7 separate regions of the Mus musculus genome follow, and regions 1, 2, 3, 4, 6 and 7 are each linked to region 5. The links are chromatin loops, found by intact Hi-C in ENCODE. Cell type or tissue: left cerebral cortex. All regions are shown on one strand. Region 1 holds the start of Tmem185a (transmembrane protein 185A). Region 2 holds the start of Eola1 (endothelium and lymphocyte associated ASCH domain 1). Region 3 overlaps Tmem185a (transmembrane protein 185A). Region 4 has its middle 9.2 kb from the start of Ids. Region 5 holds the start of Gm46679 (a long non-coding RNA gene). Region 6 overlaps Ids (iduronate 2-sulfatase). Region 7 has its middle 53 kb from the start of Gm6812.

The links. A loop is a pair of places that touch in the nucleus more often than their neighbours do. Peaks named below come from ENCODE experiments on the same cell type or tissue, not always from the same donor. Only the 100,000 strongest peaks of a DNase experiment are listed, where the experiment ranks them.
Region 1: a loop joins it to region 5, with 3 times the contacts of the local background. A loop is called at or near these places in 10 of 42 quality-filtered maps.
Region 2: it touches region 5 in a loop (5-fold over the local background); 23 of 42 quality-filtered maps call a loop at or near these places.
Region 3: a loop joins it to region 5, with 2.2 times the contacts of the local background. A loop is called at or near these places in 11 of 42 quality-filtered maps.
Region 4: it touches region 5 in a loop (7-fold over the local background); 33 of 42 quality-filtered maps call a loop at or near these places.
Region 6: it touches region 5 in a loop (4-fold over the local background); 33 of 42 quality-filtered maps call a loop at or near these places.
Region 7: it touches region 5 in a loop (6-fold over the local background); 3 of 42 quality-filtered maps call a loop at or near these places.

Annotation. Positions count from the first base shown.
Region 1 is chrX:70,474,759-70,478,758 of GRCm38, forward strand. Tmem185a (transmembrane protein 185A) reads right to left here and starts at 2,422. Exons shown (of 7, transcript NM_001357750.1): 1 at 2,220-2,422. The coding sequence starts at 2,257. In left cerebral cortex, a CTCF peak has its summit at 2,359; DNase peaks (open chromatin) are centred at 1,497 and 2,369; H3K4me3 peaks cover 2,101 bases; H3K27ac peaks cover 1,188 bases.
Region 2 is chrX:70,383,108-70,387,107 of GRCm38, forward strand. It overlaps Eola1 (endothelium and lymphocyte associated ASCH domain 1), which reads left to right and starts at 2,806. Exons shown (of 3, transcript NM_026787.2): 1 at 2,806-3,044. It also overlaps a transcript of Ids not described here. In left cerebral cortex, no CTCF peak of the experiment used is centred here; DNase peaks (open chromatin) are centred at 2,255, 2,686 and 3,447; H3K4me3 peaks cover 1,835 bases; H3K27ac peaks cover 1,441 bases.
Region 3 is chrX:70,461,730-70,465,729 of GRCm38, forward strand. Tmem185a (transmembrane protein 185A) reads right to left here. Exons shown (of 7, transcript NM_001357750.1): 4 at 3,274-3,357; 5 at 1,116-1,292; 6 at 462-585. Among named protein-coding and RNA genes, the nearest start is that of Tmem185a, 13 kb to the right of the region's middle. In left cerebral cortex, no CTCF peak of the experiment used is centred here; DNase peaks (open chromatin) are centred at 1,589 and 2,074.
Region 4 is chrX:70,372,242-70,376,241 of GRCm38, forward strand. It overlaps a transcript of Ids not described here. Among named protein-coding and RNA genes, the nearest start is that of Ids, 9.2 kb to the left of the region's middle. In left cerebral cortex, CTCF peaks have their summits at 2,375 (motif pointing right) and 2,583; no DNase peak of the experiment used is centred here.
Region 5 is chrX:70,567,294-70,571,293 of GRCm38, forward strand. Gm46679 (a long non-coding RNA gene) reads left to right here and starts at 2,054. Exons shown (of 3, transcript XR_001782766.1): 1 at 2,054-2,132; 2 at 2,516-2,642; 3 at 3,722-3,916. In left cerebral cortex, CTCF peaks have their summits at 2,438 and 2,640; a DNase peak (open chromatin) is centred at 2,287.
Region 6 is chrX:70,360,994-70,364,993 of GRCm38, forward strand. Ids (iduronate 2-sulfatase) reads right to left here. Exons shown (of 9, transcript NM_010498.3): 1 at 3,802-4,000; 2 at 2,809-2,945; 3 at 1,984-2,161; 4 at 50-138. The coding sequence starts at 3,910. Among named protein-coding and RNA genes, the nearest start is that of Ids, 2.1 kb to the right of the region's middle. In left cerebral cortex, no CTCF peak of the experiment used is centred here; DNase peaks (open chromatin) are centred at 2,304, 2,521 and 3,439; H3K4me3 peaks cover 2,022 bases; H3K27ac peaks cover 1,648 bases.
Region 7 is chrX:68,838,072-68,842,071 of GRCm38, forward strand. No RefSeq gene overlaps it. Among named protein-coding and RNA genes, the nearest start is that of Gm6812, 53 kb to the right of the region's middle. In left cerebral cortex, a CTCF peak has its summit at 1,891 (motif pointing right); a DNase peak (open chromatin) is centred at 1,946.

The DNA.
Region 1 (4,000 bases), 93 kb before region 5:
CTGTCCTATTAAATGAGCAGAGCATGATAAAGTCCTGAAGTAAGAGGGCCATGTGTGAACTGGTTCAGAATTAGAAACAGATAATTAGACAAAAGCACAGATCTGAGGTCTTAGCACAGGGTGCTTTCCTGTCAACACCCCCCCCCAAGTTTGCTCTCCAGATGTCTGAAAGGCTTTCGTCAGCATGGTGCAAGATTAAGATACAGTGTTATAAACTAGATCATCCACAGTTTATGAAACATCGCCAGCTAAGAAAAATCTACTTCTTAATATCACCTGGCCATTGTATCCCTGGAACATCTAGAAGGTAACACTCTTCCTTCCCACTAATGACATTGAACCAGGACAATGGTGGGGTACAAAAGACTTTTAATTTTTTCAGGGAAAGATGCATTTTATTCCACTTAGAATTTAAGCACAAATAAATGTGTTGATGATCATTATAAATCTCTTCGAAGTATCTCATTATAAATTTTAGACTTTAGTATTTGGAAGGGAAAAAAAGTAAAGGAAAAACTGGCTAAGGGTGTTATCAGAGGACCACTATTTTTGCTTTCACAACTCTTAGATAACTGGGAGATCACCTTGCAGCTTCTGGACTATCTGTCCCATAATAAACGATTTCTATTTGTAACACATTGTGCAATCAGCCATTAATTCAGGTTCAATAGCCTTGTGAGCAATTATACTCATTCTACAGATGAAACAGATAAGTGAGTTACCCAAGAACACAAAAAATTCAGCCTCTATTTCTGTTTCTTGTCACTCTCTCCAAACAATGAAAATACACAAGACCTGTCCAGCTTCAGTACCAACACAGTTGTCCTATAGACAAACCCTAATCCAGGAGCAGTAGAAGAAAAGCTATGGTTGGCTCTGTGGTAGTTCCTCTAAATGAACTCCTCTCCGTTAAGAAGGCTCAATGCCATTGATGATGACCACGGAACAAGGCCAGACTATAAACACAAAGACAGTAAGAGCACCCAGGCCAGAGGAGGCTTTAAATTTTAAAATTTTACCATTCTTAAGGAGACTGCACTCTAAATAGTCCCCTCTTCTCTCCCCAGTTCCTTTGTCTCCAACAAACAGCCAAGAAAGTGGCATCCTCAGGAGTGCACAATACAGCTACTTATCTGTTCATATTCCCATTGCTTCCAGGCTAGGACGGCCAAGCATTGCAAGCGCCTAGCCTAGGACCTCACGTACGGAGGAAGGCTAGCTTACTTGAGTGCGTGTCTTACCACTTAGAAATAAAATGAGCAGATATTCCTTTTAAATAGTAATGGACTTGAAAAATATCAGTGAAATGAACTCCTCTTGCAGCTTACTAAAGTAGAGAATCACTTGACTGCCCAACCTCAGTCTTGACTCAGTTTAGTTCCAAAGACGTTTTATAAGTGTCTACTATATGACAGATGGGTGGGAGGTGATGTGCAAGGGAACAACCAGGAAGTGGTTTCTGCTTTGGGAGCTCACAGGCCGCAGAGGGAACACTTTTACAACAGTTTGACAAGTGCAAGGACCGAGATTTATATACTTTAGCCAGTGTTTTCTCCACACTGCCCACTAGGTATTTCAAGTCTGGAAAATAAGCAGGGCAATATCTACTTCCTGCGAATAAACTTACATAGAGAAGGCTAAGAAAATGCGTTGGAGGCGATCAGGTTCACCCCCAAAGGCATTATGTAAGATTTACCATACCCTGGCAACGACTCTAAAATTTCAGTATCTCAGACATCAGTTTGACAAATAAGCGAAGAACGGCAGACAGGCATAAATCCAAGGAAAATCCCAAATGCTGAAACTAGAGGAAACATGTGCGAAGGTGGCTGGGGGTGTCAGGGTCAAGTGAGATGGCCCTGGCATAGAAAACGGGGGCAGGCGGAGCGGTGAGAAGAAAAATAAGAAAAAATAAATCGAGACAGAGAAGTTGAAATACCAATGAAAAAGGACGAGTGGAGATCAATGGGCTTCCCTCTGGGAGGACACTTCTCCAACCTCGACAACTTGGGCCACGGCGGGTTGGTACCAGTTGCGGAGGAAGAAGCGGATGGACAGACTCTGAGGCCAACACAGCTTTCCCGAGAGCAGCTGGCAGCCATAAGGAGCCTCAGGCTGGTGCCTGGGTGCTCAGACTGCAGTGCCTTGGCCGCCGCGCCGCTCCCAGCCGCTACCCGAACCCAAGCCCCAACCTGGCGTCGCCGGGATAACCGCCTCACCTCGGGTTGAAGTCCTGAAAGAGGCCCCTCAGGTTCATGGCGGAGAACTTCGCCGAGGCGTCCTCCTCTTCCCCCCGCCCCCCGCGCCGCGAAGCCTGCGCCTCACAGCGGGTTCATGCTGCCAAAGGCAGCTTCGTCGCTAACGCCGCCGCCAGGAGAAACCAGAGCAACCAACTGTCTCCCACACTCCTTCCGGCTTCCGTAGCTAGGATGCGCATGCGCTCTGAGACCCGCTCCCTGCTTCCCCCACCCCCACACCCCCTCCGCCCCAGCTCGTCAGAAGCAGGAGGTTACATTGATAGTGGATCTTTTTGCTCCGGGGTACCAGCCTGCCTGCCTCTGGGACAGAATCTCTACAAAAAGAAGAGGGGAACGTCCGGGGAGGGGAACACTGACTGGGTGGATGTCATAAGGAGGGAGAACGCCAAACGGGAGTACCTCAGTGAGATCATCACAGACACCTGTCACCTTGGCCACCTGTCACCCAGACCCATACCAGAAATTGAAGGTTTCCCCCCAAATTGACTGAATCTTGGCCTATGCCTACCAGAGTTTCCAGTAAATCCAGCCTGCATATCAACTTCCTTCCTGTGCCCCAAGCTACACAGATTTCCTGACCATCCAAACCTCACATTACCCTGCACCAGTCATCTACTCTCTCAGCCATCTTCTCATCTTGGGTTCCCACTGTCCTTAACAGCAGGTCTATTTGTCAGAATGCCTAATCTGGAGAGATGGAACTCATCCTTAAGCATCCTAATCTAGTTCAGAGTCTCCTTGACTCCTGCCTAGACTTGGTGGTCGCTTCAGATCTGGCTTCCTCCACTCCCAGACATACTATTTAGAATTGCCAGGTTTGTCTTATTGGGCAAGTTAATATCTTCAAGGCTCAGATTTTCTCCTCTATAAAAGAGTTTGTTTTAAAAAAATATACAGCCGGGCGTGGTGGCGCACGCCTTTAATCCCAGCACCCGGGAGGCAGAGGCAGGTGGATCTCTGAGTTCGAGGCCAGCCTGGTCTACAAAGTGAGTTCCAGGACAGCCAGGGCGACACAGAGAAACCCTGTCTCGAAAAAAATATATATATATACTTTTCTATCTGGTTAAGAAAATTCAGAGAGATCATGCATAGCATTGTATGTTAGATGCACAAAGAAGGTTGCTAGTTGTTCTTTTTGCCAAATCCGTAAATTCTTAAAGAATGCTCTAAGGATTCTATTTGCTTTTCAAATCTAAGAGTGGAACAACCTCATAGCAGAGGACTTAGTTTACCATTTTCAATTCCAGCCAGTTTGAACTGTTGTTTTTATGAATAATACAGCAAAACCTTAAACATTAATCTGGAATCATTACGGGTAAGAGTCATAGGTTGTTACAATAGCAGTTTCATGCAATTTTATGTTAGTGAGCCCCAGGGGGAGCTTAAGAAGATCACAATTGGGAGAATCATACTTTGCTGTGATGTATCATCTTTCTTTTGGAAACTTGAAAACATTTCACAAGTGGTAATTATGTTCCCTAACACCCACTGAGAAATGGATATTATTATATGAGCTGGTTTATGGATGAGTAACTTGGATGAAGCATTCAGCTACTGAAGCACCATGACCCTCTCTCAGAAATGTTGATCCACTTTCTCTGACCATCCTCCAGTTGATGCACAGTGTCTTGCCCTGCGGACTCTCCCAATAGATAGTAAAGTACAGAAGAGCCAAAGCACAGAGAAGCTTGCATAATGTGCACTGTGGGATCTAGCTAGTGAAGGCTGAAGAACAAAGATGC
Region 2 (4,000 bases), 180 kb before region 5:
ACAGCAGTGCCCTCAACCTGTACAGCATACACAAGCCACTCTTTTGTCAGCATACACAGCCGTGCCCTATTCCTTCAATGGCCTTCTATCACATTATATCAGGATTTAAAGCTCAGTCCTGCTGTCACATTCACAATTCACAGTCCTGGCCAGCACTTTAGAGACCCAAGTCGGTACTAACAGTCTCATCCACAATCTCACCCTCATATCTCAAATGGCCCTGTCCTCTTTCAGCGTTTCTGGGCCTTTATTATAATACTATCTCAAGAATTGACAAATGGGACCTAATGAAACTCCAAAGCTTCTGCAAGGCAAAAGACACCATCAATAAGACAAAAAGACCACCAACAGATTGGGAAAGGATCTTTACCTATCCTAAATCAGATAGGGGACTAATATCCAACATATATAAAGAACTCAAGAAGGTGGACTTCAGAAAATCAAATAACCCCATTAAAAAATGGGGCTCAGAACTGAACAAAGAATTCTCACCTGAGGAATACCGAATGGCAGAGAAGCACCTGAAAAAATGTTCAACATCCTTAATCATCAGGGAAATGCAAATCAAAACAACCCTGAGATTCCACCTCACACCAGTCAGAATGGCTAAGATCAAAAATTCAGGTGACAGCAGATGCTGGTGAGGATGTGGAGAAAGAGGAACACTCCTCCATTGTTGGTGGGATTGCAGGCTTGTACAACCACTCTGGAAATCCGTCTGGCGGTTCCTCAGAAAATTGGACATTGTACTATAGGAAGATCCAGCAAGACCTTACCTGGGCATATAACCAGAAGATGTTTGAATTGGTAATAAGGACACATGCTCCACTATGTTCATAGCAGCCTTATCTATAATATCCAGAAGCTGAGAAGAACTCAGATGTCCCTCAATAGTGGAATGGATATAGAAAATGTGGTACATTTACACAATGGAGTACTACTCAGCTATTAAAAAGAATGAATTTATGAAATTCCTAGCCAAATGGATGGACCTGGAGGGCATCATCCTGAGTGAGGTAACACATTCACAAAGGAACTCACACAATATGTACTCACTGATAAGTGGATATTAGCCCAAAACCTAAGATACCCAAGATATAAGATACAATTTGGTAAACACATGAAACTCAAGAAGAATGAAGACTGAAGTGTGGACACTATGCCCCTCCTTAGAATTGGGAACAAAACACCCATGGAAGGAGTTACAGAGACAAAGTTTGGAGCTGAGACAAAAGGATGGACCATCTAGAGACTGCCATATCCAGGGATCCACCCCATAATCAGCATCCAAACGCTGACACCATTGCATACACTAGCAAGATTTTATCAAAAGGACCCAGATATAGCTGTCTCTTGTGAGACTAGGTTGGGGCCTAGCAAACACAGAAGTGGATGCTCACAGTCAGCTAGTGGATGGATCACAGGGCTCCCAATGGAGGAGCTAGAGAAAGTACCCAAGGAGCTAAAGGGATCTGCAACCCTATAGGTGGAACAACATTATGAACTAACCAGTACCCCGGAGCTCTTGACTCTAGCTGCATATGTATCAAAAGATGGCCTAGTCGGCCATCACTGGAAAGAGAGGCCCATTGGACAAGCAAACTGTATATGCCCCAGTACAGGGGAACGCCAGGGCCAAAAAAATGGGAATGGGTGGGTAGGGAAGTGGGGGGGAGGGTATGGGGGACTTTTGGGATAGCATTGGAAATGTAATTGAGGAAAATATGTAATAAAAATATTAAAAAAAGAATAAGCAACAACAAATGCTGATAAGGATGTAGAGAAAGATAACTCATATTTGCTGTTAATGGGATTGCAGACTAGTATGGCAACTCAGAAAAACAGTGTGAACATTTCTCAAAAAGCTAAGAATAAATCTATTGTATAACCCCCCCCCAAAAATACTATCCAAAGCTCTGTTCCTACTTCATATGTCACCAGTCACTGAACCACGTTCAACCTCTACTTCAGCATGCATAGCACTGTCCATCATGTATAATTCGGCTCCCACTCACAGGCACGCCCTCCTTCCCCTGTATCCCTCCAGCAAGTAAAGCCAGCATCCAAAGCTCAGCTCTGTCAACAAAATCTCACCACACATAGCCCTGGCTGGTACTCTTGAGGCCCTAACCACCTTGCTGAGTACTGACAGTCTGGTCCACCACTTCAGCTTGCACAGCCCTTCCTTCTCCTTAAGCAGATCTGAACCGAGTTAAGTGGGGATCCAAAGCTCCGCCCTAGTATCCCAGTAGCTCCACCCACTCAGGTCTGCACTCACAACAGGCCCAGATTCCAAGCACCCGTAATTCCTAACTGTTCCCAAGGATTCTTCAGAGCACAAACTCCCATTCCCAACCTCTATCAGGTGCTCACAGCCCCACCCCACCCCACCCCAATGCCTAACCTCGGGATTCAAACAGCTTTGGCCCTGGACCAATTTTAGGCCCCTCCTCAACAAGCCTCTTCCCTCACATCCCCAATCCCGCCCCTCCTGCTGCAGTGCAACCTACTCCTACTTTCATGGGTTTTTGCAGACTCCGCCGACTAAATCACTCACTCCTTTTCTCACTTCTTTCCCTCCCCAACCGCCTATTACAGACCCTGACCCACTTTATTTGCAAGATTGCTTTAAGAAAACGGTGTCTTCTAGCATTCGATGTCGCTTACTGCTTAATTACGCAAGTCCGTACCTTCCTATCCGGGTAGCATAGTGCCTGTAGTTCTAATTGGCTGCGGATGTTTACTCGTGTAAATGGGCGTGGTGTGCGTGCTTACGTAAATTGTGTAAGTTCGGGCACGGATGTGTTTCTGGGTCTCTTCTTAAAGCAGTCAGAGTTAAAGTCCCAGAACGCCAGTTAAAGTTAAGGCTATAGCCAAATGCTTTCCTTTCTTTAGAGCGGACATTATCCACCCACTCTCAGGAGTCTTTGGTACTGGCGGACTTCCGGGAACGCTGGAAGAGAGAGAAAGGACTGGGTGTAAACTGGAGTCTGCCGCGTGATAAGTGACAAAGCTGAGAGGCCCACAGCACCCAAAGGACACAGGTAACCTGTTGAGTCGGAGCCTTCGAGCTTGCCCCCATCCCCCACCCCATTGAGGACACCCCAGCCTCCAGCTTCGCCAACTGCTGGGCCAGCCCAAGACCGGTCTTTGCATGCCCCATCTTGCCAGCATTTCACAGTCTCTCCTAAGTGATGCAGTGTGGATGCAGGCGGATGAAAACCAAATGTGCTGCTCCAGGGCACTGTTTCTTCCTTACTTTTAGGCTACGAATTCACTGACACTCTAGACTATGAGGCCTTTGGTATTATTATGCCTAGTCTAATATACCAGTTGACACTGAAGGCACTGGGATTTGGTAGACCTGAGCATTTCCATGCAATCACATTCTATGTGGCATCATTTTTCTCCTGTTAAATTGCATGTTTGACTTAATAATGGCAACCAGTTGCAGAATTAACTTTCTACATCAGGCGGTTCTTGTACCAGACAAAAAAGGACCTTCCCACTGACATGATAGCAGAACCAAGCTGTGAGTGAGATGTACAGCCCTAACTCTTGTTGATCTCTAAGGCTTGCTGAGCCTTTCCTGCTGCCAGTAGCCAACAAAACTAAGTTTTACTTGGTGTTTTTTTTTTTCCTTTATCTACCTTCTCCTTATGTAAGTGGAGAAGCAGAAACAAACCAAAAAGGGCAGCTTCTTCATCCACAGAGCAGGTTTATCTGCAGAAACATGAGGAAGAGTATTCAGTTGTTCTAGCTACAGGGCAGTGAGTGAAATGAGAAGAGGGCAAATATTTCGCGTGGGCAGCCAGATTGCAAGGAATCCTGAGGATTCTTGTGAGATGGGTGGATTCTGGGCTGGTTGGAACATGAGCCCTTGGCAGGAATCAGAGTCTTCCAGACATGCGCACAGAACAATCAGATCTGGAAAAAAAGGTTTATGTTAGTTTAGAGGTTACAGTCTGTCATTGGGGTAGGGCAGGGCAGGAATTCAGTC
Region 3 (4,000 bases), 110 kb before region 5:
ATATTTAAGCTAAGGACTCCTGGAACCATCTGAAATCTGAGTAGACACAAGAAGGAATTGGCCAAAGTTGAGTCTGACCTCATGGGAACCCCTCAAACTAGGTCACTGAGCTGTGCTGCTTCAATAAGCTGTCAGCTTAGTGCTGGCTCTCCCAGGATAAAAACAACAGCTCAGCCTGCACTGCACTGTACACTCCCCACTTCCAAGGCGGGAAGGTGGGCAGTTCTCTGGGTTATATGAAGTGGCGCTCACAGCCTTATGAGAATGGTATCTTCCTCAAAGACCACCGCCAAAGCACATGCCATAGAACAGAGTAATCTAGACACAGTACTCTAGCTCTACCAAATTGGAAAGATTCCATTCCATTGAGGAGCATTCAGGACCCTGAGTCTTAGCATTTTGTAAAGAGCAGCACATGTGCAGACCACACACACACAGGGTTTCTTAGTTTGTGGACGTACAGTGGTTTCCTCCTTTCTGTCCAAATGTTGTTGCCATCAGTGTGATCAATGAGAGCCACAGGGGAACAAATATTGGAATACAGGAGAAAGCATTGTGGCCATCCAGTTTGTGAACCAGCAGGATCTAGAGAAAGACAAAGTTAAGGTGGTATTAATCCATCATCATAAAATGAACCAAATGTGTAACTGTTCCCATTATAATCCCTCCCTCTGTCATATCTGAGAAGAGGGAAGGCCACCATAGTATCCATCCAGGGGAAAAAAAAAGACCATGGGAAATATTGCATCCTCCCCCAGGGTCAAACTAAAGTCTACAAGCTGAAAGATCCCCACTGCCAGTTTTATGAGAAATCCTTCCCAGGATTTGTTCAAAGGAGTCAAATTTGTTCAATTATATCTAGTATTCCCTACTGAACTCAATACAAAACCGGGTAGTCCAACATCCTTTTAGAGTAGAAGCTGGATGTGGCCAAATGCCTCATGGGTAGAGAGGCATACTGCTCTCTGTGAGTCCTGCAAGTACATTCTCATTGTTCCAAGTTCCCTCTGTCTCTCTCCCAGAAGGACAGCAGTGTACCTATCTAGCTATGGTAGATGCTGTCCCAGATAAAGGTAGAATGTGGGAGCACAAGAGATTTCCTGTAGAAAGCTTACCTCAAAAGTAAGAAGAGGCACGACAATGGTCATCCAGCTCAGTGCCATGGTTATATGTGTTCTGCGTTGTTCTGCAATCACATCCATAGAGCGCAGGAACAGAACCGACCAAACGATGTAATAGAGGACCACCAGGCACAAGAAGGACATGAGAATCCACAGAGGGACACACACAACCTGGAGAGGAGTAGAAACACGATGTCTTGAGAGCTTCCCTGCAGCTCTGGCAGCTGCCTTTATCATTTTGCTGGCTCTGTTCAGGTAGTCAAGGGGAAGCAGGACTACAGACAGTCCTACTGTCCAGGACTGTCATGGAGATAGCATGGGAAACACCACATTCACCAGAGGACTTCCATGCAGGAAATAATGTCATTAGGCTGTCTTCCATTCAAGCAACAACCTGCCATCTGGTCCTCCAACACGGCATATTTTAAGTTTCTTCTGAATATACTCCCTCAGTCTCAAGCCCCCCATTTTGTCATCTACTCATTCCCATGCTTCCTGCCTCTCAGTCACTCACACACTCCTTCATTCTCAGTTCCTACTCCCTTACTCGCAGTGTCTTGCTCCCTAACTCAGTTACTGACATGTTCACTCTCACACATACACACGTCTTACTTACCTGCTCACTCATGTCCTCACTGCCCCTCACATACTCATGTCACCCCGCTCACTCCCTCACCCATGATCGCCCATGTACTCCTCTCTCCTACCCCCACTGAGTCCCCACGTATGTAATCCAGAAGAGTGGAATCCCCTTTTCCTCCCTTGCATCTTCCTCACTCCTCGCTCTCATACACTCAGTTCTTCACACTTACTCTCATATCCATCCTCACCTCTTCATGGCCCTCATTCACACACTTCCTTACTCAAATAGTCCTCGTGCTCACTCTGTCTAGCTGCTCCTCTAAGAATTATTCTTCGCTGCTACATTCTCATTCTGTCAACTTTCCCTCACACTTCCTCCCACAGCCCTATTCTGGCATTCCCTTGTAGACGCCCTCCTCCCTCTCATTCAGTTGCTCACATATGCTCTCATATCCTTTACTCAGACTTACTCAAGCACTCACTTCTGTATGTTTATTCTCACTCGGAGTTATTGAACACCAGTTACTGACTCCCTCAATTATCTATGTGTATGTGTGTGTCTGTGTGGGTCTGAGCACATGAGTAAGTCCTTATTTTTTATTGACTCTGTGCTATTTGCCAGAAGTCAAAGTTTTAATACATATTTGCAAAACCTATTCCTCAGTCAGTGACCTGTCTTTTCCTTTATTTTATTTTATTTTATTTTATGAAGTCTAACTTTATAATTTCATCTCATGGCTCATATTATTGGTGCCATGTATAAAGAATGTTTCACTGATTTGCAGGTTTTAATGACATGCATTCAGGAAAACATCCATACACATAAAAATAATAAAATATCAAAAACTTAAAAATTATCTATAACTCAGTAATACATTTTCTTGAATACTTTCTAAGAAAACATTAAAATAGTAAACAAGGATTTTTTTTTTATACACAAAAATACACCAGAGGTTGGAGACAAAAATAAAATCTTGTAATGTTTTTAGAACATCAGAATAATTATGATTGATAATAATTAAATGGTTCAAAATAGCTAAAAGAGAATAGCATTTTGAAAATTCCATGCATGAATAAATGATAAACATCTGAGGTAATATGGTAATGAAACTGATTTGATTATTACATATTCAAAACACAAAATGAAAGGTTCTACTGTTCTTCATAAACATATATAAGTAGGGTATCGTTACAAATTTAGAAAACTTAAACACAGATATACAAACGGGCACATTTAAAAATCACAAATATGAGCAGCAACTGAAACATTTAGACATGTTTCATAAATGCAACTTATGAGTCAATGAAGCCTTATGTGTCATCTTTACAATGATATTTGTTAAGAACAAATGCTTAAGTTATATTAAAATAAAAAAGCTGGATAGAAATGAATGTCAACTATCCATGTACAAGGGAGTAAAGGCCACTACTATGTCAGCTCCCAGGGTTGGTACTGTGATCAGTAGCTGCTGCTCATGCTTGCTTGTCTTTTTTTTCCAAATTTTTTGACACAAATATGAATTACTTTTATAATAAAAGATTTGTTTAAGATTTTTAAAAGGCTACGTACAAGCCAGGGCCAGTGGATAATCTTGTCCAGTCTTAAGGCAATGAATATAAACTGAAGAATGTTGACCGAACACAGGATTTCTAGCTAAAGATAAAGGAAAGAATCAGTTAAACAAGCTGCATTGAACATAGTGGTTGTTCGTTTAACATACTCCTAAGCAATGAATACTGTAAAACTTGAATGATATGATGCTGGAAGCTTCTGACTGTTCTAGCAACGGAAATGCACAGTGGGGTCTTGATGAGGGGAATTGCACACATGTGTCTTGTTTCATTCTTAAGGCTGGTTGGTGCCTTGGCTGTTTTGTTAAGACCTGAATGTTGGCCGGATAATGACCTTCTTTTGAAAGAAGAAAGACAAAAGGGGCAATCTATAATAGATTTCCTCCAAGCCTCCTTTCTGCTTCTGCTAATAATCAGTATACAGCTGATTTATAGGTACCCTAAAACTTGCTTCTACTTCTAACCAGGACTCTGCCGTAAATCCCACGCCTTCTTTTCTAGCTCTTTGAGGGCCTAGTCAGCTTAAGCCAACAGTTGTAGATTCGGTGTTGCAGCATTAATCCTGACTGTGCTCCTGCCCTTTCCCAATCAGAAACTAATTGCCAATTTCCCATTAAACCCAAAATGTCCAAATACAAGTAAGTTCACATCTCCTGTGATTCAGCACTCCTGGCCTAACCCACTTTTTGGGTACATTCCAGCTTTGTGAGGCAAGAATAACTGCA
Region 4 (4,000 bases), 200 kb before region 5:
TAACTGCCTAATCTCTAGCACTCTATCTTTTACTTCCTTCGCCATCTTGGGCTGCCTACCCCTTAGTCTATGTCTGGGGCAGGATCTAGCAAACTATGGAGCTCCCTGCCAAGGACTTCCAGCTTTCACCCTTCCTCCTCTCAAGACAGACCCTTTAGGATCTCAGAACCCTGGGATCCTGCTCACATTTTTGCTCCCAGCTCCAGAAGCCCACACTGAACAGTGAGTGGGTGAATGTCTTTCTGCAGCCAGGAGCTGTGAACAAGCAGCCAGGCACTAAATGTTTGTTGGGTGCCAGCATGTATGTTGTACCCAGGATTTGGTTTTTCATGGTACCAGGTAGGCCACCAGGACTGGCCAAGTCATGCAGCCTCAGAGTGGTGCAGAGAACCTGGCTGATGTACTTTAAGGTCTGTACATGCACCTTACTCATGCAAGGCAGTAGGGAATCCTATGGTTCCCACAGCTGGATTGTCATTTGTTCCTGTACCCTGGCTTTCCCTACCCACAGCCTCTTAGCCTCATGCCACATGAGGTTTGTAAAATGAAGCATTTGCTAATTAATGCCCTGGGAGAGCACACACGGAGCTCCCCCACTTTTCAATGTTGCCTTGTTCTCCTGCACAGAGATAGAGATACAGGGCTGCCCCTCAGCCAGTCAGCTAGACTGCCCTTTACAAACTGCCTCACTTCCCACCTTTTCCAAACACAGTTTACAAGAACCCTCAGAGATCCACAATGTCCTGAACTCTGATCACGGAGTGTTCAGAAGGTCACTTCAGTCTGGGGTCTTCAGAGGAGAGCTGTGTCAACCATGATCAGGCTCTTGTCCTGTTTGAGACCATCACTCCTTGCCCCCTTACCCATCCAATTGATGTCAAGTTTACCAGACAGCTGGTATCTGACCGAGTGGGAATGAGAACAATCCTCCATGATGTTGTATCAGGCTACATGGGAGAGGGTGGTAAAGAGGCATCACTTACCTTCCCAGGCCAGAAGGCAACAATGCAGTCCTGCTCAGAATCCCACGTTCCATCCTTGATGAGAAATCACATGAAGTTTCCCTGTGACCGAGGCATTTGTGGAAATCAAGCAAGGCAGATGAAGATGGAGACTCTCCATTCACTCGGGGATTAGCGCCTCTCCTCTTCCCTCTGATGTGGTGGTGTCACAGGATTCCAGCTACAGCACAGTTTAAATAAGGCACTGAGACAGACAATAAGAGCATGTGCAGACTTCAACGTAAAAATCACTTACTATCCAAAGACCTGCAGTGTCTACACTGAAGATGCTCATTTCCATCACCTGTCAATTAACCTTCATAACATTACTTCACTGAGCAATAAAAAAGGAAACTCTCTAAAGACACTGAAACTTGTGGTCAGACACATGGCTCCGTGGTTGACAGTACTCGCTGCTCTTGCAAAGGACTCTGTTTTGCTCCCCAGCAGCCACTTGGCAGCTCACAACAGTCTGGAAGAGCAGTTGCAAGGAATCTGACACCCTCTTCTTGCCTCTGAGGGCACTGCATGCATGTGCTGAATACACATACATGCAGGCAAAGCACACATACACAGAAAGGTAAGTAAATCCGCAGCAGAGATTAGTGAGCATGGCAAGGAACCAGGGGAAAGCATGTGGTGAGAACAAGGACCACTTTGAAAACAGTTTGGCAGTACCTTAAAAATCAAAGGCTTGCCTAATAACACTAGTCATTCCACACAGAGCGATTTACCCTGAGAGAGAGAGACAGAAAGAGGCACACACAGAGAGAGAGAGACAGAGACAGAGACAGAGACAGAGACAGAGACAGAGACAGACAGACACAGAGACACAGACAGAGAAAGAGCGCTCACATGCACCATAAAACAGAACAGCGCCTCAGAGGCCTGAGAAACTAAGGAGAAAATTCCAGTGTCTCTGGTATAGTGTTTCCAAAAGCTGAGGGCAGAAGCACTAAACTCACTACAAGGAGCAAGAAGAGGAAAGTTACAAATTTTGTAAAAAGACACGAGTTGACACATTTCAGGATCAGAAGATTAAATCCAAATAAATGTACAGCCAAATAACATCAAAAGTCTGAGAACAAAGGAAGAATGCCTTAGAAGTAGTCAGAGAGAAAGGATTCTATATCGATAGGCCTAAAACACTTAGAAAGATGGGGGCTTCTCATCAGAGACCTGGGAGCCCAGGAGGAAGAGGGAAGAACCTGAGGGAAAGGTGAAGAAGCCTCCCAAGTTATCTGCCCAGAAGGCAAAACATCCTCACCTCCACTCCTGCTCCCTCAGCAGGACAGAACTTCCACCATGGAAGGTGCTTGCTTACCGCCCCTGCTTCTGATCACCTTTCATCTTCAGTTCCCAGTGAAGTTGGAGGAATGGGCCAGCAGATGGCACTGTGAGCAAATGCACTGCTAAAGACCATGGGAAAACACTGCCTAGTGGCATGTCATCCTGCAGGAGGGCCTTTCTCCTAAAGCTTTCTGGAAGCATCATTTGCAGCCCTTCAAGACCACCCTCCCTCATCACCTTAAACCCACCACCACCCTGTCCTTCTCCTGCTCCCTCTGTTCACGTTTCATCATTGAATGATCAAGGGGACAATACATCCAGCAGCCCTATCAGCAAAGTATGCACCTGCAGGGGCATCTAACAGGACCCCGCAGCCTGCTGATCTCACACTGCTGTGTGTCTTCATGCTGGAAGACAAGCTCTCCTGAATCAGGTTGTGTACGCACCGGTGCCAACAGATCTCAAGATGCCCTCTAAGTACTTACCATGGATGGGGGTAATTACCATCCAGACAGGAGACTAATGCACAAGGGGCCAGTGGAAGCATCGCCTAGGAAGTGCACTGTGGGGAACAACATACCACAGGGTTAAAGATGAATCTGCTGTGTGAAGGCAGCCACGGGGGCATCCTAGTGCTTCTCAGCTGACACCCACTTTCTGCTTTCCAAAGTACCCATCATTCATACGTTCCTGTCAGTCAGTCAGCCAGCCAGTCAGTCAGTCTATCATTATGACCCCCATGGCCCACTGTGTTTCAGGTACTAGAAGGATGTGACATGGACACTGAGACTCAACAGAGTACAAATGTTAGAGAAAGCTGTTTTCTCCTGCCTGACTCACTGATCAAGACTGTCAGGTTGTATCCCACCCTTCCAACCCTGCTTCCCTTCTCCTATATCCAGGTGAAGTGGATCTAATAAAATACTTTGCTCTACTAACTTCTGTGTCTTCTTGGATGACCCAAGATGATACAGTTGCTTCTGTAAGCTCTAGTAAAGGTCGGGGTCAATTAAGGCTTGGTACAGTATTACATTGATGCTACGGAGAAAGAAAGCAATATAAAGTCACATGCAGCCAGCTACAGGCACAAGCTGACTGTCTGGTTGCTACAACTCCCACCTTAGATATTTGCTGATATGGCTGTCCTGAATAGGTGGGCCATTTGTTGTTGAGAATATGCAAACACCTTGGGCAGTTGGGAATGCTTCCTCTACAGAGTCAATTTAACACTGTATGATCCTGAGTATAGTCCCCTCCCCCTCCCACTCTGATTCTTCTCAACAGCAGCAGTAGCAAAGGAACAGTCAGAGGCAACAATGAACAACACTGAGCAACCAGATCCACAAGTTCAGACTAGACATAGCTGACAGAAGAGACAGCATCGTGGCTGAATTATGGGTACACAGAATACAAGGACAACACTCATCTGCAGAACGGAAATGGGGTAGCATGAAAAGAATAAGGGCTGCTACCCTAACAAACCAACCTATATTCTGCTTTGTTTCAGCCCCTACCTTAGTTTTTGACCTGTATCTATGACTAAAGTGGTATCCAGGTCCCCAGGAGAGAGAATGATACAGCATCACAACATGGAGATGCTTGAATTGACACAAACCTCATTCCAAAATGACCTATAGCTGTGTTCTAGGTCATGAAACACCAGGAAAATGGTAATAACTCAAAAGAGGTATTGCATACACTGTCCTATG
Region 5 (4,000 bases):
CAGGGCACACTGCTTGTGTATGGGTGGAATGTGGAATGTGTGTATATGTGGAATGCAGTGGCATTCCAGTGATCTTCCAGACATGGCATGCTACTTGCACTCCATATGGTCGTTTGTGGTACCCAGGACACAAACTGAGGAGGCAAAAGTTCAACTATTCTGTTGAATTTGGGGGCCAAATATATTGATTGAAATCTTTTCAGGCTCTTTGGTCTACCTGTATCTCCATCTTCATTCTTCTGATACTTCTATCATTATTTAAATAAGCCACCATCTCTGTAGCTTGTCAGAAGAAGGCCTTCAAATAATATGAAGTGGTCTAGTGTTGCCGTGGTTCCACTCGTCTGTTTACATGACTTAGGGCTGGTGGTGGGAGGATATAAAGGACAAGTTGTCAGTCCATTACCATGATTTCTAGGACATTGTTTGCAACAGCCTTGCTAGTTATTCTGGTTTCCTTGATTTCAATGACCCCCTCTGCCCAACCATAGGGCCCTTTGCAGGTTTCATGGCTTTGATGCTGCAGCTTTATACTCCCTGGTGATCTTAATGCTACCTCTGGAGTCAAGGAGTTTCTAAATCTGACTAGAGAGCACACCCTAAGCAGAGATAGTCACTGCTTTGTTGGGGGCAGGGTGACAGTGCTCACCAACCCCCTGTGCGTGAATACTTCCTCCTCTAAGTGGCCACTCATATTGACTTATGTTGGATATAGGTCTTTTGGAAGACTATGGTGGAGGGTTTCTTCTCCCAACTGTTTCTACTCTCAACCACACTCTCAATACTGGTAGCTCAAGTACTGTTATATTGTTATATTTTTGTTATATTATTGTTATATTGTTATATTGTTAGTGCTACAAGTGAAGATGAGGACATGCAGGAAGAGGAAGAATAGAAGTCAGAGGAAGCTCAGGAGAAAGAGAAGGAGGAAGAAGAAGATGAGAAAGAAGTAGGAGGTGAGAAGGAGAAACAGGAAACTGGAAGAGGAGGAAAAGAAAACATCACAAACTTTCTTTGTACACAGTGAGATCAGATTGCCTATGGTCACTCTAGGCCAACAAAGTTCCCATGGTAAGACGCTGAATGAGGTTAATGTCCTTTCTCATGCATAGCTCTGACGTCCTACTTCCTTTAAGGCTTCCTTTAGGACTTTACTTCATAGCCCTTTTCTGGCTTCAACTAATCAAACTGTTTTCCAACACATCTTACCCCTTAGCTGTGATGCTCTCCCAACATTCCTGTCTGCCAAGGCCATGTGAGCCTTTCAAGTATACTAATTATGAACCATTTTGGCCTCTACTCTTCCAGGCCATCACTACCAGCAATTTTGCATTATGCCCTCAGAGCAGGAAATCCTGTTTCACAGTGGGATCTTCCAGCCCCTGATCTTAATCCCCAGAGGCTCTCTTTCAGCCTGTGTCACAGGAATGGCAAATCCTGGGAGCAAATGCTAATGGCCCACTTCTCCACAGGATAGCTATTCCAACAAATCTCTAATGTGGGAGTTGTAGCAACCAGACAGTCAGCTTGTGCCTGTAGCTGGCTGCATGTGACTTTATATTGCTTTCTTTCTCCGTAGCATCAATGTAATACTGTACCAAGCCTTAATTGACCCCGACCTTTCCTAGAGCTTACAGAAGCAACTGTATCATCTTGGGTCATCCAAGAAGACACAGAAGTTAGTAGAGCAAAGTATTTTATTAGATCCACTTCACCTGGATATAGGAGAAGGGAAGCAGGGTTGGAAGGGTGGGATACAACCTGACAGTCTTGATCAGTGAGTCAGGCAGGAGAAAAAAGCTTTCTCTAACATTTGTACTCTGTTGAGCCTCAGTGTCCATGTCACATCCTTCTAGTACCTGAAACACAGTGGGCCATGGGGGTCATAATGATAGACTGACTGACTGGCTGGCTGACTGACTGACAGGAACGTATGAATGATGGGTACTTTGGAAAGCAGAAAGTGGGTGTCAGCTGAGAAGCACTAGGATGCCCCCGTGGCTGCCTTCACACAGCAGATTCATCTTTAACCCTGTGGTATGTCGTTCCCCACAGTGCACTTCCTAGGCGATGCTTCCACTGGCCCCTTGTGCATTAGTCTCCTGTCTGGATGGTAATTACCCCCATCCATGGTAAGTACTTAGAGGGCATCTTGAGATCTGTTGGCACCGGTGCGTACACAACCTGATTCAGGAGAGCTTGTCTTCCAGCATAAAGACACACAGCAGTGTGAGATCAGCAGGCTGCAGGATCCTGTTAGATGCCCCCTGCAGGTGCGTACTTTGCTGATAGGGCTGCTGGATGTATTGTCCCCTTGATCATTCAATGATGAAACGTGAACAGAGGGAGCAGGAGAAGGACAGGGTGGTGGTGGGTTTAAGGTGATGAGGGAGGGTGGTCTTGAAGGGGCTGCAAATGATGCTTCCAGAAAGCTTTAGGAGAAAGGCCCTCCTGCAGGATGACATGCCACTAGGCAGTGTTTTCCCATGGTCTTTAGCAGTGCATTTGCTCACAGTGCCATCTGCTGGCCCATTCCTCCAACTTCACTGGGAACTGAAGATGAAAGGTGATCAGAAGCAGGGGCGGTAAGCAAGCACCTTCCATGGTGGAAGTTCTGTCCTGCTGAGGGAGCAGGAGTGGGGGTGAGGATGTTTTGCCTTCTGGGCAGATAACTTGGGAGGCTTCTTCACCTTTCCCTCAGGTTCTTCCCTCTTCCTCCTGGGCTCCCAGGTCTCTGATGAGAAGCCCCCATCTTTCTAAGTGTTTTAGGCCTATCGATATAGAATCCTTTCTCTTTGACTGCTTCTAAGGCATTCTTCCTTTGTTCTCAGACCTTTGATGTCATTTGCCTGTACATTTATTTGGATTTAATCTTCTGATTCTGAAATGTGTCAACTCGTGTCTTTTGACAAAATTTGTAACTTTCCTCTTCTTGTTCCTTGTAGTGAGTTTAGTGCTTCTGCCCTCAGCTTTTGGAAACACTATACCAGAGACACTGGAATTTTCTCTTTAGTTTCTCAGGCCTCTGAGGTGCTGTTCTGTTTTATGGTGTATGTGAGCGCTCTTTCTCTGTCTGTGTCTCTGTGTCTGTCTGTCTCTGTCTTTGTCTCTGTCTCTGTCTCTGTCTCTCTCTCTCTGTGTGTGCCTCTTTCTGTCTCTCTCTCTCAGGGTAAATCGCTCTGTGTGGAATGACTAGTGTTATTAGGCAAGCCTTTGATTTTTAAGGTACTGCCAAACTGTTTTCAAACTGGTCCTTGTTCTCACCACATGCTTTCCCCTGGTTCCTTGCCATGCTCACTAATCTCTGCTGCGGATTTACTTACCTTTCTGTGTATGTGTGCTTGGCCTGCATGTATGTGTATTCAGCACATGCATGCAGTGCCCTCAGAGGCAAGAAGAGGGTGTCAGATTCCTTGCAACTGCTCTTCCAGACTGTGTGAGCTGCCAAGTGGCTGCTGGGAAGCAAAACAGAGTCTTTTGCAAGAGCAGCGAGTACTGTCAACCACGGAGCCATGTGTCTGACCACAAGTTTCAGTGTCTTTAGAGAGTTTCCTTTTTTATTGCTCAGTGAAGTAATGTTATGAAGGTTAATTGACAGGTGATGGAAATGAGCATCTTCAGTGTAGACACTGCAGGTCTTTGGATAGTAAGTGATTTTTACGTTGAAGTCTGCACATGCTCTTATTGTCTGTCTCAGTGCCTTATTTAAACTGTGCTGTAGCTGGAATCCTGTGACACCACCACATCAGAGGGAAGAGGAGAGGCGCTAATCCCCGAGTGAATGGAGAGTCTCCATCTTCATCTGCCTTGCTTGATTTCCACAAATGCCTCGGTCACAGGGAAACTTCATGTGATTTCTCATCAAGGATGGAACGTGGGATTCTGAGCAGGACTGCATTGTTGCCTTCTGGCCTGGGAAGGTAAGTGGTGCCTCTTTACCACCCTCTCCCATGTAGCCTGATACAACATCATGGAGGATTGTTCTCATTCCCACTCGGTC
Region 6 (4,000 bases), 210 kb before region 5:
ATAGTTCATTTTCTAGACAAGTGTTTCCTCGGCCCTTGTACAGACCTACCTTAGTGTTTTCATATTTCTCTGAGGATGGATGATAAGGTGGAAAAGACCAGCTATATGGATAATCATCACTGTGATTGGAAGATATACCTTAAATAGGGAAAGAAAATTGTTGAATAAAATATGAAAGGTCTTTCAATACCCTACTGCCAAATTAAAATTGAACAACTATGCAAGTAGCTCCTCCCCTCTTTGGGGTTCAGTTTCCTCACCTATAAAATCAGAACGGCAAGATAGATAATGTTTCCATTAAGATCAACTGCCCATGATTTTAGTAATTAGCATCTAACTTCCCAGTTACTAAGCCTTGGAAGTGGGCGATCTATAAGAAACAGAGAACCACAGGGCGTGGTGGCGCACGCCTTTAATCCCAGCAGAGGCAGAGGCAGGCGGATTTCTGAGTTCAAGGCCAGCCTGGTCCATAAAGTGAGTTCCAGGACAGCCAGGGCTATACAGAGAAACCCTGTCTCGTCGAAAAACCAAAAAAGAAAAAAAGAAACAGAAAACCTTATCCCTAAATCTAGTTATCGGGAAAGAGATCAAGGAACATCGGAGAGGCCTTGTTTAGTTTCACTTCCCAAAGTATAATCTCTTCTCTAGAAAATACTCACTTCCCTCCAGATATCCTCAGTTAAGCCATGCTGTACCAACTAGGTAGTTCAAGTGATAATCAGCTTTCAGCCACACAATATGATTTCTGATAGATTATTTTTCAAGACTGGGCCTGCTTTTTAAAAACTGACTACTACTTTCAATCTGGACTGCCTGGTAGGTTCTAGAAGAAAGCTCCTGAGCCATAATGATGTACAAAGAACTCTTAGAGACGCCCAAGCTGTCTCCTTTGGTGAGAAGTACCGTCATGGTCACAGCTCTAGCATTTGAACACACTTCACACTCATGGATGTCCCTACTAGCATGTTCCCTTCGTTAGGCATCAAGAAAACTACAGCCCCAGCATTCCAGAGAAGGAATGTGAGACTCAAAGAAGAAGAAAAACTTAGCCAAAGACAGCCACATGGCTAAGAAGTGGCAGCACTTAGACCAGGACCAAGTGCCCACATCCCTGATGCTATTTCCCAGTGAGGTCAACTCCGCTTCCACATCAGTAAAAAGCCAGAAGCCTGTTATGCCAGACTACTATGCTGTCATTAAAAATGAATTTTTGAGGAGTGTAATATAATGCGAAATATTTACTCTCACTCATAGTGTAAAATTATAAAAATAACATAGCCACAAATCAGAATAACACTATGTCCAAAACACAAGAAAATTTTTGTTTGCCACATCAAACACAGCTTTCCCCAGGGTGGTTCAATTACACACTTACATTCTTTGGTTTCTTAAAAATCTTGAAATCAAGGGATCATGTGATCCTATTATCTGTTTTAAAGTGTTATTTATTCTTCATTTAGGAAGTAAATAACTACTTTATCAGGTAGTATTCAAAGTCAGAATTTGACACCCAGCTGATGTCCTCTTCCTAACATTCCTCACAGAGAAAGCAGTGCCTTTCACCACGCTGAAGCCCATACTCGGACATCAAGTCCACACAATACCTCTGGACATTTGAGGTCCTCACCCCCAAACTTTACAGACAGGCATCCTGCAAGGCCCAGACCAGAGCTTTAAGGACCACCCTGTGGTCAAGCCCAGAGCTGAACTGACACCAAACCTGCCTCTCCGACAGCAGCTACATGAATCTGACGACATTACCTCCAACTTCTAAAAGGAAATCTGTTTCTTTCTATTCTTTTTCATTTAGAATGTGAATATGAAACTAGGTTAAAGAAATGCTTTGTTTTGTTGTTTTTCATAGAATGGCATCAATGAACAAGTTACCTAAGCCTGACAAGGGAAAAGCCACTACAAGGATAGTCCCAACCTAGTATTGAAGCATAGAAACAAAAGGCCCAGGTTTTAGTAATTGAACAGTACCAGGGTGAAAGACTTTCCCAACCGACATGGTCACGTAGCCATTCTCCTTGAAGTATTGGGGGATGGTGGAAAAATTTCCAGAATGTACCCTCCAGTAGGAATTGAAGTCATACAGGCGGGTGGTGTCAGGCCTCCTCCCGGTGAGGAAGGACACTCGACTTGGTGCGCACACTGCTTGCTGTTAAGGAGCAGAAGCAAATGTCAACAACGTCACAGCCAAATGTGTCTGCAGTCTTCAAGGTAACTAAGCAACCTCTCTAGATCCTCAGCAACAGCCTGGCAGCTGAGTCATGTAGATGTCAAAACCAACCAGTAGGATTAGGGCCTTGCCCAGGTACTGGAGACTATTGTCTGCCCAGCAAAGGAAGACAGCAATCAAGCTCTCAGAACAGCAATTGTGTTTTCCTATGCAATGTCACCCCTAGGTACCCAGAAAGGGTGATGCTCTTAGAGAGTAGCCCTGAAAAGGAGGTTCAGGGAGGACAACTGCCATGGACTGACTCTTAGCCGCCCACTCTCAGCCACCCACAACTCGGTTGGCAGACCCACAGGTTGGATTTTTCAGCTCCCGTCAATTCCTGTTTCTAGCTGAAAGCTAGCCAAGCCTGTCTTAAGCGTGTTAGGGCCAGGGCACTGTCTCCACCCAAGAAGGAGGGGAAATCCTGCAAATGTGAGCTTCCTTGTCTGTGAAGAGACTTGCCTAGGCCTTCATTTTCTAAGTTCTGCTTTCCCCTTTCAAGGAGGTCTCTAGAGCAGCAGCATGCTTCTCCCTACTGTCTATACACAAAGAGGCATATATCCATACCTAAAGGTCCTTGGACATACCTGAGCAAAGGCATTCTGAAAGAGAACGCTATGGGATGCCAGCTGGTCAATGTTCGGGGACCTCACTAGCTTGTCTCCATAACAGCCCAGGGAGGGGCGGAGATCATCCACAATGATCAGAAGGATGTTCAGAGCATCTGCACAGGAGAGAGGGGCTTTGGTTATACCATATGCAATGACACTAAAATCCCCCTCCCTAGGGTAATGAAAGGATAAAGGCAGTCCACCCAGAAAAGGGGCGACCAGGGCTCTGCTCCAGCAAGGGCGGGGTTGGAGTACACAAAAGCCCTATCCAAGGTGAGGGTCTTATGTTTCAATCATGTCTCCACATCTAGGTGAAGAAGAAGGAGACAAAGACAGAGACAAAGATGGGAGGGGGGATCAAAGAAGGAAGGAATAGAAGTCAGATGGAAAGATGGAAGGATGGTAAAATAAAAGGGTGGATAGAAGACAGTAGCAGAAAGGAAAGGAGGAGTAGAAGGAAGGGTAAAGAAAGGAAAATGGACAGATGGAGAGGAAAGAACTGTTGGCGAGATGTAATTTGCACCAGTGGATGGCTCCACACCCATGTGCATATGGGCAGCACAAACTGGACTCTGGGTTATAAAATCATGGGGGGGGGGTAAATGAGCTTGGGAATAGGGTGCATCTGAGTAGAGTTAGGGGGAGCAGTGGGGATGTTATAAAATGCATTTATGAAATCCTCAAAATTAATTTTTAAAAAGAGAAGAAAAAACATGAAGGGATGGAAAGGAAGAGGAGGGGTAGGAAGGAGGAATGGATGGATGAAAGATGAATGCGGGGGCTAAAAAGAAAGATGAATGCGGGCAGAATCGACGAAAGGAAGCAAAGATGGATATTGAGTAGGGAGGGGTGAAATGTGGGTGAAAATGATGAAGGAAGAATGAAAAACGAAGATAGGATGTGTGGAAGAATAAACATTAGCAGGAACAGAGACAAGGTTGAATAAGGCAGGGAGCAAGGAATTGGCACCTGTAGCAGAGTTGCCTTGCGCTGCGGACTCCAGGGCGATGCAGAAGGAGCCTAGCAACAAGCTGAAGCTAAGCTGCCGCCAGATAGGCGGCGGCGGCGGCGGCGACATTTCTGCCTCGGCGCAGTCTTGCAAGAAGGTGGCGTGAGGCTACAGCGGGACCATTACGTAGCAGTGGCCGCCGCCGCCGCCGCCGCCGCC
Region 7 (4,000 bases), 1.7 Mb before region 5:
TCCAACAGCAACACGTGTTCTTAACCACTAAACCATTTCTTCAGGCCCCATTTCAGCATCTTACTAGTGTCTTTTGAAGCACATTCTGTTCACTTTGTTAGTGCATGTCTATTTTTTTTTCATTAGTTTTCTTCTGGGTATTATATGAAGCCATTTAGACCTAGCTTTTTCATGTAGCAAGTATTTAAATAATTGATTTTATTTTTTCAAGAGTATAGGAATATTCATGTCAACATTATAGACTTATATTCCTCAAGGACTATATCTGATGCCCTGAGGGATGCTCATGCCCTGCTATCTTTTTTCTCTGAGTCCTCTTCCTACAGTTACATTTGACTTCCTCACCATTTTCATATGCCTGTCTGCTCTTTTTGGAATGCCTTCCCCTTTTCCTTTCCCACTCCATAGATATTATCTGCCAGCTGTTGTTTTGGCGTATTAACCCCATTTCCAGCTTTGCCCAATGAGTTTTTATATCCACCTATTGAGATTTTAATTTTAGCTATTTATTTTCTTTTCCAGATGTTACATGTGGCTTTGTATTATAGATTTCAGCTTCAGTGACAAAGCCTCATTTCCTATCTTTTGTTTGTACCTATTCATTACATTTTCCCCATTAATTTATTCACTTTATATCCTGATCACTGCCCCCCTTTCTGCCCCCCTCACAAAGTCCTTTCTACCTTCTCCTTCTCCTCTGAGAGGGTGGGGCCCTCTGGGTATCCCCACACCTTAGCACGTCAAGTCTCTTCGGGTCTAGGCACATAATATCACTGAGGCCAGACAAGGCAGTCCAGTTAGGGGAATGAATTAAAACCTGCACCTGATTTCTCCAGTATCACCCAGGTTTCAGGTTTTAACCTCAGGTCTCCAAGAATCCTTATTGGGCTTATATGGAAAAAAAAAAAAGAAAAGAAAAAAAGAAAATCCCTCACTCTTCCACAAGACTCCACAAGCTCTGCCTGATGTCTGTCTGTGGGTCTCTGCATCTGTTTTCATCAGCTGCTAGATGAAACCCCTCAGAAGAAAGTTATGCTAGGCTCTTGTCTGCAAGCATAGCAAGCAGAGTATCATTAATAATAGGGGTTGGCTTTTTCACATGGGATGGCTCTCAAATTGGGCCAGACATTGATTGGCTTTTCGTCTCTGCTCCATCTTTTCCCCTGAACATCTTGTAGGCAGGGAAATTTTGGGTTCAAGGTTTTGTGGGTGAGTTGATGTCACCCTCCCTCCACTGGAAGTCCTGCCTGGCAACTTCAAGGAGGTGGCCACTTCAGTCTCCATATACCCTGATGGTAGGAATCTCAGCTAGAGTCTCCAGCTAGTTACCAGCCCCGCCCCACCCTGCCCTCTGGTTTTTGTTCTCTCCCTCAGACCTCCGATGAAGTGAACTAGCAGCAGGAGACACGGACACCACAAGAAGACCTACAAAGTCAACTAACCTGGACCCATGGGGCATCAGAGACTGAGCCACCAAGCAAAGAGCATGTAGGCTCAAATGCTACACATTTGTAGCAGATGTGCAGCTTGATCTACATGTGGGTACCCTAACATTTGGAGCCGAGCCCATCTCTGACTCAGTTACCTGCCTTTGGATCACATTCCCCTAACTGGACGGTCTGGCTGAGACTCAGTGGGAGATGGTGTGCTTAGTCCTGTTAGGACTAGATGTCCCTGGGTAGGAGTGATGCTCAAGAGAGGCTTCCCTTTCTCCTCAGAGAAAGGGAGGGGGTCATGGGTCAAGGGACTTGTAAGGGTGGGATTGGGAGGAGGGGAGGTAGTGGGGCTGCGATAAGGATGTAAAGTGAACAAATAAATAAATTACTGAAAAAGAAAAGAAAGAAAATCCTTTGTGGCCTTTGATTACTGATTTTCGTTTTTTACCCAAATCCACAAGATGGCAGTAGAGGCACATTCTTTGAATGGGTTTGTGTGGCCTTTTTATACAATGACCTTATTTTCTGATTTGAAAAGGAAATGTGAAATCCAACAAAGGAATGTTTTTACTCTCCGAACACATTTCTCTGAACAGTTATGCAACTGTATGAACACACCTGCAACTTAGTCATATGGCTCAATGAACTGCTTTTATTGAAATAAGTATCATTTTGATCAGTTTGGTCTGTCTTGAAGCAGGTCCAAAATGTACTACTGAACATTTTTCTACTAAAAACACCCACAGCTTCTACCACATCTTAAGGTGTCTGGCATGATGCTAACTGGCATGTTTGAGGGGCTCAAGGAAGTGGCACATCAGACTTCCTTATTTTGAAATACATTCTTGAAACTGGTTGAGATCAATGAAGCATCCTGGCAATGATGAGTTGTTAAGTGGCTAGAAATAATAACAAATTATGCAAATTAGAGAATGATGCGAATTAGAGTTCTGCACTCTGTTTTAACCTTTTCCCAAATACACACACACACACACAAAGATATGATTAAAAAGTACTTAGCTGTATATTTATAGTTGCATAAAGCAATTCCATAACAAAAAGAATCATTGGTCTCCCTGTGTGGTTTTTGTTTGGTTGTTTGGTTGGTTGGTTTTCCTTTACAGAGGAAAAAGGGTTTTTTGTTTAGTTCATTAGATATGTGTGCAATATAAAAGTTTCTCTTTATAAACATTTGTTAAAAGAGAGAAGTTTTTAAAAATGAAAAATAGAAAGTAAGGAAGGAAAAGAAGTAATTCATTCTAGGGAAGTGACAGAAATCTTCAAGGAAGACCACAGATCATGTAAACATGAAATGTTTGTGAGAATAAAGGAAAAATGAGTTGTGGTGGTTCATTTTATGTGTTGTCTGGGCAAAGGGGTGCCCAGATAGCTGCTTGCATGTGATTGTGGGTGTGCCTATGCAGATCTCCCAGGAGAAGATTTGCATCTAAATCAGTAGGCTGAATTTAGTCTGAGGAATACTGAATGGCTGAGAAGCACCTGAAAAAATGTTCAACATCCTTAATCATCAGGGAAATGCAAATCAAAACAACCTGAGATTCCACCTCACATTAGTTAGAATGGCTAAGATCAAAAACTCAGGTGATAGTTGATGCTGACTAGGATGTGGAGAAAGAGGAACACTCCTCTATTGTTGGTGGGATTGCAAGCTGGTACAACCACTCTGGAAATCAGTCTGGCAGTTCCTCAGAAAACTGGACATAGTACTACCTGAGGACTCAGCTATACCACTCCTGGACTTATACCCAGAAGATGCTCCAACATGTAATAAAGACACATGTTCCACTATGTTCACAGCAGCTATATTTATAGTAGCCAGAAAGTGAAAACAACCCAAATGTCCCTCAACAGAAGAATACATACAGAAAATATGGTACGTTTACATATGGAATCCTACTCAGCTATTAAAAACAATGACGTCATGAAATTTGCAGGCAAATGGATGGAACTTGAGAATATCATCCTGAATAAGGTAACTCAGACTGCAAAGGACATGCATGATATGTACTCACTAATAAGTGGATATTAGTCCAAAAGCTCAGAATATCCAGGACACAATTCACAGAACTCAAGAAGGCTAACAAGCTGAAGGGCGCAACTGAGGATGCCTTAATCCCATTTGGGAAGGAGAAGAAAGCAATCACAATGTGGGGAAATGGGGGAGGGATCTGGGTGGGAAAGTGGATAGGGATGGGAAGAGGGGAACATGATCAGGTATTGGGAGGCTGGAACAGGACTGAAGCCTTGAGGGCCAGCAGAAAGAATGGAAAGATGCAACCTCAGGAGGTAGTAGATGGGAGGGATCTTCCAGAGTGTACCAGAGACCTGAGAGGTGAGAGACTCTCAGGACTCAAAGGAATGGGCCTTAGATGAAATGCCCTTCAGTGGGGAGAGGGAACTTGTAGAGTCCACCTCCAGTAGAAAGACAGGACATCAAGTGGAGGAGTGGGGTTGCCACCCCACAGTCAAAAACTCTGACCCAGAATTGTTCCTGTCTGAAAGAACTGCAGGGACAAAAATGGAGAAGAGACTGAGGGAAAGGA